Linked DNA regions of Homo sapiens: all the other regions are linked to region 1. The links are chromatin contacts, found by Hi-C or POLR2A ChIA-PET in ENCODE. All regions are on one chromosome and are shown on one strand. Each heading gives the region's core, a stretch centred on a gene start or an enhancer-like site at or near the end of the contact. The rest is flanking DNA. Distances are from core to core; before and after follow the strand shown. Region 1 holds the start of AKT3 (AKT serine/threonine kinase 3). Region 2 holds the start of HNRNPU (heterogeneous nuclear ribonucleoprotein U). Region 3 has its middle 16 kb from the start of DRC8.

Region 1 (3,394 bases), core at 258-2,757:
AATATTAATACCACACAGTACATAAATACCAGGGGGCTACAGTATAAGAAAATGACTACCATAAGAGAGTTGTCAAGACATAGAAAAGCAGAGAATGAAGTGCATGTCAGGAGGAGGAACTCTTCTGCAGAAAGAAGCCACAGACATTAACAAAAATGTTGCAGTGGGAGAAAGTAACAGGTACATCAACAAGGCTAGAGCCACGTGGCGGGATAATAGGGATGCTGCCCAGGTGTTTCCAGAAGCGATAAAACTTGTAAACTTTTATAATTTTCTGAAGTGCGCTGCATGGTAAAATATGGTCATTGTGCAAAAAAGTTGTCCCCAATGCAGTCTCAGGAGTCACTGACTTCAAAATAAAGAAACGGTCTCTTCGTAGTAAATGTAGTACCTCGTGGCTTTCCCAAAGTCATTGAAAACGAATATCCCTAAAAAGGGTGTGATTTCAAGAGTGAATTACGATCCGCCCGCAATCTGTGTACCGTGTGTGGACGAATGCTTGCAGCGAGCGGTGCGGAAGGCTGTTCAGAGAGGTGTTTTTGGTCTGCCGTGGTCTCCTGGGATAGTCAGGAATGATTCTTGCTACGGGCTGACCCGGGTTCCCTCTTCCCCGAGGTGCAGGGGGTGGGGTCGGCTTCTGGACTGCTCCGCGCTCTCCGGTCCCTACCTCATTGGGCACCGCCCACTTCGTGGGCTTCCAGGTGCGAGCCCTCGCGCCGGGCCCATCTCCCCAAGGGGCCGCGGCGGACTGGAGGAGACGCCCGGGGCCTGGCGGCGCGCGCGTCCGCGGCCAGGGCGGGTGGGCGGATGCGCCGAGGAAGCGGCTGGGCGAGGAGCCTCCGCTCCCGGGCCTCGGGTGCCCGCCAAGGGCCACGCGGGCGAGGGGGAAACCCAGAACTTCCCGCCCGGGAGCGACTGCCCCCGCTCCCGGCTCTGGCTGGCTAGGGGGATGTTCTCGCGAGAGGAGAGGGGGCGCGGGGCACCGCTGGTTTGGGGGCGCGGGGAAGCCTGAGGACGAGGGCCGGGCAGGGAGGGGAGCAGAGGCGGCGGGCAGGGCCGGGGACGCGGGGAAGCCGCTCCCGCCAGTCGCCGAGAGCCAGCCCCTGACGTCAGGAGTTTTCCTCAAAGTCAACAACAAGCCCCGCGGCGACGGCGAGAACCGATCGGCGGCGGCCCCGAGCGGGAGGAAGGAGGGGGCGGGGAGGCGGCGGGGGGTCCCCTCAGCGAGGCGCAGCCCGGGAGGAGGCCGCAGAACCCCTCCCCGCGCCGGGCGCGCCCCGGGGCCCAGAGCCGCCGCCCCGCCGGCGTGACCCGGCCCCCGCCCGAGCGGTGTTTTCTGGTGATGAATTTGTAGCCGATATCCGATTCCCATGTAGAGTCTCCGCCTCCTCCTCTCCCCGCCGCCGCCCTCTCTCCTCCCTCCCCCTCCCGCCGCCGCCGCCGCCGCCGCCGCCTCCCGCTCCAGCTCCGCGGCCCGGCCCGGCCGGCTCCCTCCCTCCCTCCCCTGCAGCCCTTCGCTTGCCCTCCCGCCGGCCGCACCGGGCTCCAGGAGGCCAGAGGCTCTGTGGGGTGGGGGGAGGACAGGAGGGGAGGAGGAGGGAGGGGGGACCCCCGAGTCGCCCCCTCTCCTCCCCCCGCCCCCCCCCGGCTCCATCCTCCGCCGCCGCCCGAGCAGCTGCGGGGCCGCCACCGCCGCCGCCGCCGTTGCAGGTAACAGCCACCGCCCCCAACTCTAGCCCCCTCCCCGCCTGGCCTCCACTCCCTCCGGGCCCCGGGCCCCGGTCCGCCCTCCCTGCCTCCCTCAGGCGGGGGATGGCGGCGGGGTGGGGTGAGGCGGGGGCTTCTGGGTTGTCACCGCGCCGGGGGCGTGGGCGGGGGCTGGGTCACCGGAGGCTTCGGGTGTGGGTGTGGAGGCCGGGGGATGCCCAGCGCGGTTGACACCGACACCCCCCGCTTTCCGGGGAAAGCTGGGGGGCGGCGGTGCGCAGCGGGCCGGGGGAGGGGTGTTCCCGGCCTAGCGGTACCGTCTGTGTCTGGGCTGCCCCGGCCCGGCGCCTGCTGTCTGCGCAACTCTCGCTCCTTCCCCTCGCCCCTCCCCGCCCGGGCCGCGCGGCGTGGGGAGGGGGCGCCCGCCTGGACCGGGGGCGGCGGCGAGGTTATATAACGCGTGGAGCGCCGGTGTCAGTGTGTTTGGGTTGGGGGGAGGGAGCCGTCTGCCGCGCGCCCTGGCGCTGAGGCTGTCTGCGCGTGGGGTGGGGTGAAGGCGAGGATGCACAGGCGTCCCCGGGGTCTCCTTCCTTCCCCCACCCTTCCCCGCCACTGGCGCGCAGGAAAAGACGGCACTGGTGGGGTGGGGGGGGGGGTGTGTGTGTGGGAGGTGGGTAACGTGCTTGTCTGTGTTTTTAATAGTAGTGGGGTTTTGATCCGCTTGGGAGTTGTGTGCTAAGAATAGAAATGTGCGGAAGATGCTGGGTTTGGCTGATCCAGTGATGCTGTCGCTGCTGGCGGCGGCGGCAGCTCTGGCTGCAAGTAAACAGACCAGCCTCTTCCTTGTCCACCTCCTCCGGCGCATCGGTCCGCATCAGCCATGATGCCGGTGGGGCCCTTCAGAGCCCAAAGTTGAAGCCTAGCTGGTTGCTGTGTTGACCCTGACGCCGAGGCGGGGTCACCATCCCTTGTTTGGGATTTCCCGGGAATCTACAGTTAGCCTAGAGATAAAGAATCTCGTTGGGGCCAGGTTTTTCCAATACCGGTATTTACTGTTTATGTTCTGAAAGCAGAGGAAATGCTTACCCACAAGTCAAAGCTGGGATGCTCACATTTCTTCCATCAAAATAATGTTGTTATGAAAATAAAACCAACTCATTTCACCAATGTGGCATTTTGGTTGAAAGCCTGGTAGTTTGCAATTGATGAAGTTTCCAAATAGAAAGTCAACAGTGAAACCTATGCATCTATATTGGGTAATTTCTAGCCATAATAAAGTGTTCACACTTTGATTTTAGTTGAGGCTAAAGTAAAAAATAATGGCTTTTTGTAGTTAATACATTGGCAGTTGTCTCAACAGTTTAGACATGTGTTCCGTATTTGGTAAAGCATGGTCATATATGTCTTTTAGTAGAACTATACATCACTAGGCAACCACTGGGTTTTGTCAGTGGTTGAAGCTGACAAATGAGTGAAACTCATTGGTTTAGGTTATGTATTTACTTAGGAAAACGAAGGTGGAAGAGTCTAATAAAGATGGTGTAGGAAATGAAGATTAGTCTTCAGAACTTGAGTATCACTTGCAAAATATGTATAAACGAATACAAACATTCCGGGGGTGGTTGTCTAAAACATGAAAATATTTTATAATTAAAATAGCAACTTATTACTAAGTTACTAGTTTTCC
Region 2 (3,240 bases), core at 741-3,240, 1.0 Mb before region 1:
TAGAAAGCCCATTGGTGTGGGGGGTGAGGGTCCCAGCTTCCTGGGCAGTAAAATGAACAGGACTGCAGATCGATCTCCAGGCCCCATCCAGCTCTAAAGTTCTCCAAAACTTTTGGAGATAAAGCCATAGAACTTTCTTGTGAGCATCAAAAGTTGTATTTCATGTTTATTTTTGCAACTGACTTAATGTTCCAAGAGTGACTGTTACAGATCTACTATATGTAGATATACAATCTTTGTTTTCATAGTTTAGTGTTTTCCAGTAAATGAAATTTGTTTTCATATAACTAATATTTAAAGGTGTAAATAATATCTAGGACACATAAATTTAAGGAACCATCATAATTGTATTTAACTCTGATTCATTAAGGGATTAGTTATCTAGTTTGTGAACATGTAAACCCCCTGTAGCTCTCTTCCCATTTCTGAACGAAGACAAAATTTCAAATTCCAGTTTGTGGCTTATTCATAACCTTCAAAATTATAACCAAAGGCTAAAATGAGTTTCTGGCACTGTTTGGAAGTTTCTATTTTGGGGGCTATCCTCACCACTTAACTTGAACTGGGGATTATCAGTAGTACTGTACATAGTCCATTAATTTCAAGTCAAATCATTTCACAAGTGTTAATATTTCACGTATACATGACTGCAAGGTATGGTAGAATGCTTCATAAAAGCTACCGAAAATAAACTTCAAAAATAAAATGTATCAATTAGTTAAATCATATTAGCCTATGGGAGAAATTTCAATGTGTTTACTTCCAAATTTCAAATTAATAATGGGGCAATATTATTGTGCCACCTAGAGCACCAAACAGTGGGTATAAACCATCTCCTTAGTCAGATGGAACACTGGCTGGACACTGCAGATTATCTAGGGTTTAAAATGTTAACTTCTATCACGAATCTAAATTCTGACTTCCCTATCTAAAACTTCGAGACATCACATCTTTTCTTTAAAGAGAAAAAGTAAACTTCTAACATATAAAATAACGGATTTCAAGAGCGATAGTCCATTTTTCTTTTTACAAAATCACAGCCCTTGATTTTTCGTAAACTTTAAGTTTCAGAATAATTTGGTCAAGAGTATTTCTACAGGAATAGGAAGAGAATCAAGTGGGCCTATAATCAAAGACCTAGTTGGGTCTCACCCTCACGGTTAGCTACTGGGACTTCGTAGCTGATGACCAGGTCCTAAAGTGGACAGAACAAGTGTTACTGGAGGTCCGTCTTTGTGGTAGCTACAGAAAACTTGGAAATGCAATTCTGAGGTTTATTCAGGGTTATTAAGAGCATGAGAATAGCTGCCCTGCAAAGGCAGGTACACTAAGGTTTGCAGTATGGAGTAGTAAGCAAAGCCTCTACTTCCCAGGCCCCGCACCCGGGGTGTGGAACAGACAAAAGAACGGTTCTGCCCTTGCCCTTCTCGAACTTAAAATCCAATTCGCAAGGCAGGACTTACACAAATTAAACCAAATACGGTATTATGAGGAAAAGAGCCGCTGCGTGTAACAGTTGCCAATGTATGCTATACCAGTCAAAACTGAAATACGATTTGAAGGAGTTTTAAACGAAGAGCTGGAGAAACACATAAGAAGGCAGATCTAAGATGGAAGAAAAGGCGGATTCGGGTTGAAACGCCAAGTTGAGGACTGAAGAAAGCATTTGGATAAAGCAGCCTCCAAGCTGGGAAGGAGAAAAGCCAAACGAGTATAGCCACCAAAGACCCAGAAAGGCCAATATATCATGCAGTGAGTCGGTTGAACTGAAAGGCGGTTTCCTTTTCCTCCATTTGCTCAGTCCCAATTGGAAGCGCACTGCGCGGCCTCCACCGCGCTCTCGGCCCGGGTTCGGCGTGGGGGCGGGGAGGTAAGTACGGTAATGGGCGGGGCCGAGCGCGGGCGCGCTCCGGCTTTCCTCCTGCGCAGTGCTCCCGTCAGCGCAGGGGGCGGGGCGCCTATATTACGTGCGCGGCGCCGCTCCTGCGAGAGGACGTTGCGTGCTCGCTCGCGCCAGGCGAGTCTCCGCGTCTCCCTCGCGAACTCGGTGAAAGGAATTGGCGCCGTTCGACACCAGGCGGATCCGCTCTGCAGCACGAACCCATCTCCAGCCGCAGCCGCAGCCGCCGCCCGGGCCGAGGAGCAGCCGCAGCAGCCGCCACCAGTGGCCGAGTGAGCGGAGCCGAGTTTGAGGCAGCGCCTAGCGGTGAATCGGGGCCCTCACCATGAGTTCCTCGCCTGTTAATGTAAAAAAGCTGAAGGTGTCGGAGCTGAAAGAGGAGCTCAAGAAGCGACGCCTTTCTGACAAGGGTCTCAAGGCCGAGCTCATGGAGCGACTCCAGGCTGCGCTGGACGACGAGGAGGCCGGGGGCCGCCCCGCCATGGAGCCCGGGAACGGCAGCCTAGACCTGGGCGGGGATTCCGCTGGGCGCTCGGGAGCAGGCCTCGAGCAGGAGGCCGCGGCCGGCGGCGATGAAGAGGAGGAGGAAGAGGAAGAGGAGGAGGAAGGAATCTCCGCTCTGGACGGCGACCAGATGGAGCTAGGAGAGGAGAACGGGGCCGCGGGGGCGGCCGACTCGGGCCCGATGGAGGAGGAGGAGGCCGCCTCGGAAGACGAGAACGGCGACGATCAGGGTTTCCAGGAAGGGGAAGATGAGCTCGGGGACGAAGAGGAAGGCGCGGGCGACGAGAACGGGCACGGGGAGCAGCAGCCTCAACCGCCGGCGACGCAGCAGCAACAGCCCCAACAGCAGCGCGGGGCCGCCAAGGAGGCCGCGGGGAAGAGCAGCGGCCCCACCTCGCTGTTCGCGGTGACGGTGGCGCCGCCCGGGGCGAGGCAGGGCCAGCAGCAGGCGGGAGGTAAGAAGAAGGCGGAAGGCGGCGGAGGCGGCGGTCGCCCCGGGGCTCCGGCGGCGGGTGAGTGCTGCGTTGTACGTTGCGCGCGGCGGGAGGCCCGCGCGGGGTGGGGACCGTGCCCCAGGCCTGCCGGAGCCCCGCAGGGGGAGGGAGCCCCGGGCGGGAGGGCGCCGCGGTGAGGGTGGGGGAGGGGGCGCGGGGAATCCCAGATTAGCCGAGAGGCCTCGGGCTCGGGGCGTGTGTGTGCGCGCGCGCGTGTGTGTGTGTGTGTGTGTGTGTGTCGGCGGTGGCAGCGCCTCCATTATGTGGCTCGAGAGCCGGGGGGAGCTGCAGCTGCCGCTGTAGGGGGAGGAGCCGCGGGCGGGCGGCGGGAGGGAGCCCGGT
Region 3 (3,378 bases), core at 427-2,926, 1.1 Mb before region 1:
GCTGATCTTCTCTGTATCATTCTTCTTTTATATTTATAATGGATCTGCTTTTATGTTAGTATCCCATGGAAAGTTTTATTTGGTGTGATGTGCCATTACTCCAGTTTATAATAGACATCCCTCAGTCATTCTCTTCTTGACGTACATGGAACAAGACTATGTGATTTAAGGATATACATTTCATGGCTTCCTCCCTAAATAGTGACACCCACAGCTGAAGCACCCACCCTAGCAACTGAGAGAAAGTAATTGTGTGCTCCAAACAACAGTTTAAAAGTAGGAGGCTGAGGGAGAACCTAAGCTCCACGCCTTTTCCTGAGTCCTTGGCACAGTGATTGCAGTTTTATCTGGCATACCAGTTCCCGGGGTTTCAAATGACAGAATGGCAGCATTAACCCAACTCTCTAAGGCTGCCACTGTAAATTGACTGAGCACAGAGGGTATATAGCTTCTGTCCCCATCCTTTCTAGTTATCTACCAGTCTAGCCATCTGTGTATCTGCACCCCAAATATTTTAAACATTAACCATCCTCTCTCTTACACCTAAAAATGTTGAGGAACTATATATTGTTGTAGTGTATCTAGTACGTGCTAATAAGTACCAAAATCTCAAAATTAATAGGTTTGTAAATGGTGCTATTGCAGATAAATAGAATGTGTCATCTTAGTTTATTTATTTGCATGCATATGTATATGCATGTATGCATATATATGTGTGCATGTTTTCTGCTATAGAGAATAGAACAAACCTGAAATGGAGGTTGGAGAATTTTATCCACATGTAGAATCAGTGTGTGCCTGCGCTTCCTTTTCTCTGTTGCAACCACTGTCAACTGCTTTCCATGACTTAGTATCTTAGATTGAATTTCTGCTCTTGCTATGTTTAGAATCTATTTTTAACTTGGCCAACTGATTTACTATGGAGCATGTGAGCGTTGCTATTTTAAAATATATAATAGTTGTCCCCAGAACCCGCTAAAAACTCTATAGAAAAACCATTGTGGGCCCGTCCCATTCCATGGCACATTTTCCAGAATGTAGGGTAATGATTTTAAAACAAAATAAGCATTTACTTAGTTCCTAACGTGTATCAGGCAACAGGCTGTGTGCTTATTTATGTTTTCTTAGTTAATCCTCAAAAAAATCCTGTGTTGGTAGAGATTTCTTGCCTTACCAAGCACATTGTAACCCTGCATGTAAGTATGAAGCTGTGTACTGAGAGTAAAGATCGTGGGTATTCATGCCAATCCATCCTGAATTCACATCCTACCTTTGCCACTTGTTAGCTACGTGAACTTCAGCAAACTACCAAACCTCTCTGAGACTCAGGTTTTTCATTTGTAAAATAAGAACAATAATACTTCCTTGCAGATTGTTATGAAGAAATATTGATGGAGTTGACGTAGCATATTATGCACTTCTACAGGGTCTGGCACAAGCAGTAACACAGGAAAAAGTAGTTACTGCTATTCTTTTTTTTTATTATTCTGAATTTTTTTCGTGTCCTGGAAAAGAAAAAAAAAATTCAAAGAGTTTGGAAGATGCAGGTTAAAGTAGCATGTAGTTAAAGGGTCACTACACTGCTCCTAGAACTCTTCGACCTGGGCAGTTTCAATTTGAGCGGCTGGAAGCTGTAGTAATCCAGTGTGGCTTTTGAACAACTGCCAGGCCTTTCCGTTGGGGCCTTTCGCCCCTGGGAGTCTTCAGACATCTGGAGGAACTTCATGAGTAGTCCCTGGTTATTGTTTAACAGAATATTAGCTTTGAACAGGTGTGTCTTTGCCTGCTGGGTCTCAACGCAACTTATGAAGAAGCAACTCGTCATACACCTACAGGGCAAATTCTTGGTTCTTATATCTGCATCCAACTGGGGCTGGGTTAAAAACCACGTGTAATGATTTCAGAATCCCTACAGTGCTCTCTAGGAGACCAACTGGGTGCTTTCTGGATCAAGGGCCCAACGAGCTTTTCTGGATGGTCTTGAGATGGTGCCTTTTGACTTTGAGTTTTCCCTGAATGCCAACCAATACAACAGATTTGGTCTATCTCCTCTGCTCAAGTGGCTCTTTAAGTTTGGTTTTCTTTACTGCCAGCTATGGAACTATTACATTACGAGACATTGATACAGTTTCTTCAGTTTAAAGGCAGGAGTTACGAAACCTTGGCTACTGAGGTTGACGTGGAAGCAGGAAGGGGTCTTATTTTGGCTGGGTACCTACTATAGTGCCAGGAACTTCACAAGGGAGGTAATACCATTGCACCAGGCAAGTTGGGGGAACTTTTCTCCCAACACAACTATATTTGCTTAGCATCAAATCTCATATTTAGCTTATTTCTGTTTTCTTTTCTCTTTCTCTTTCTTTTCCTTCCTTCCTTCCTTCCTCCCTTCCTCTCTCCCTCCCTCCCTCCCTCCTTTCTTTCTTTCTTCTTTCTTTCTTTCTTTCTTTTTCTTTCTTTTTCTTTCTTTCTTTCTTTCTCTTTCTTTCTTTCTTTTTCTCTCCTTCTTTCTCTCTTTCTTTTTTCTTTCTTTCTTCTTTCCTTTTTAAGGCGAGGTCTCACACTGTCACCCAGGCTGGAGTGCAGTGGCATGATCATGGCTCACTGCAGCCTCTACCTCCCACGCTCAAGTGACCTTCCCACCTCAGCCTCCCAAGTAACTGGGACTACAGGCTCATTCCACCACACCCAGCTAACTTTATGTTTATTTTTTGTAGGATGAGGACTCACTATGTTGTCCAGGCTGGTCTCAAACCCCTGGACTCAAGCGATCCACCCACCTCAGCCTGTCAATGTGCTGGGATTACAGGCCTGAGTCACCACGCCAGGCCTTTCATAGTAGTTTAAAAGCAAATTGTTTTATATGACTATGGCAAGAAATAAATCATTTTCTTCTGGTTAACTAAACAAAGTGAAAAGAAATTCTGAGCCATCATCCATTGAGTGTCTACTGATAATCTATGTCTCCTGGCTGGCGTGCAATGGCTCAGGCCTATAATCCCAACAATTTTGGAGGCTGAGGCAGGCAGATTGTTTGAGCCGGAGTTCAAGACCAGCCTGGGCAACGTGGCGAAACCCGTCTCTACTAAACATGCAAAAAATTAGCCGGATGTAGTGAGTGGCACACGCCTGCAGTCCCAGCTACTTAGGGGGCTGAGATGGGAGGGTCGCTTTTTTTTCTTTTTAGACAAGGTCTCACTCTGTCTCTCAAGCTGGAGTGCAGTGGCACAATTATAGCTCACTGCAACATCAAACTCCTGGGCTCAAGCGATCCTCTTGCCTCAGCCTCCTGAGTAACTAGGACTACAGGTGTGTGCCACCACGTCTGGCTAATTTTTGTATTTTTAGTAGAGACAGGGTCTCCCTGTGTTGCCCAGGTTG

The links. A loop is a pair of places that touch in the nucleus more often than their neighbours do. ChIA-PET counts read pairs that join two places held with the same protein, here RNA polymerase II (POLR2A). Pooled maps may share reads with other maps.
Region 2: a map of CD4-positive, alpha-beta memory T cell shows a loop between it and region 1 (4-fold over the local background). The contact joins the promoter of HNRNPU here to the promoter of AKT3 in region 1. A Hi-C loop is called at or near these places in 2 of 168 maps with a recorded cell type or tissue (CD4-positive, alpha-beta memory T cell and naive thymus-derived CD4-positive, alpha-beta T cell) and 15 of 50 pooled maps. POLR2A ChIA-PET finds 5 or more read pairs at or near these places in 1 of 52 experiments (naive thymus-derived CD4-positive, alpha-beta T cell).
Region 3: a pooled map shows a loop between it and region 1 (5-fold over the local background). The contact joins the enhancer-like site here to the promoter of AKT3 in region 1. A Hi-C loop is called at or near these places in 1 of 168 maps with a recorded cell type or tissue (CD4-positive, alpha-beta T cell), 1 of 37 single-sample maps with no recorded cell type and 2 of 50 pooled maps. POLR2A ChIA-PET finds 5 or more read pairs at or near these places in 1 of 52 experiments (B cell).

Annotation. Positions count from the first base shown.
Region 1 is chr1:243,848,356-243,851,749 of GRCh38, reverse strand. It overlaps AKT3 (AKT serine/threonine kinase 3), which reads left to right and starts at 1,507. Exons shown (of 14, transcript NM_005465.7): 1 at 1,507-1,710. RefSeq lists an enhancer at 2,098-2,598.
Region 2 is chr1:244,863,293-244,866,532 of GRCh38, reverse strand. HNRNPU (heterogeneous nuclear ribonucleoprotein U) reads left to right here and starts at 1,990. Exons shown (of 14, transcript NM_031844.3): 1 at 1,990-2,916. The coding sequence starts at 2,226. It overlaps LOC124904588 (UPF0764 protein C16orf89-like), which reads left to right. Exons shown (of 4, transcript XM_047439568.1): 3 at 1,802-1,870; 4 at 1,947-2,051. The coding sequence ends at 2,051. RefSeq lists enhancers at 1,561-1,620, 954-1,784, 1,785-2,616 and silencers at 1,841-1,940, 2,921-3,240.
Region 3 is chr1:244,951,534-244,954,911 of GRCh38, reverse strand. It overlaps the pseudogene RNU6-947P. Among named protein-coding and RNA genes, the nearest start is that of DRC8, 16 kb to the left of the region's middle. Within about 2 kb of position 1,676, at least 3 of the 41 ENCODE cell types and tissues checked have a DNase peak (open chromatin) inside an H3K27ac peak, as active enhancers do.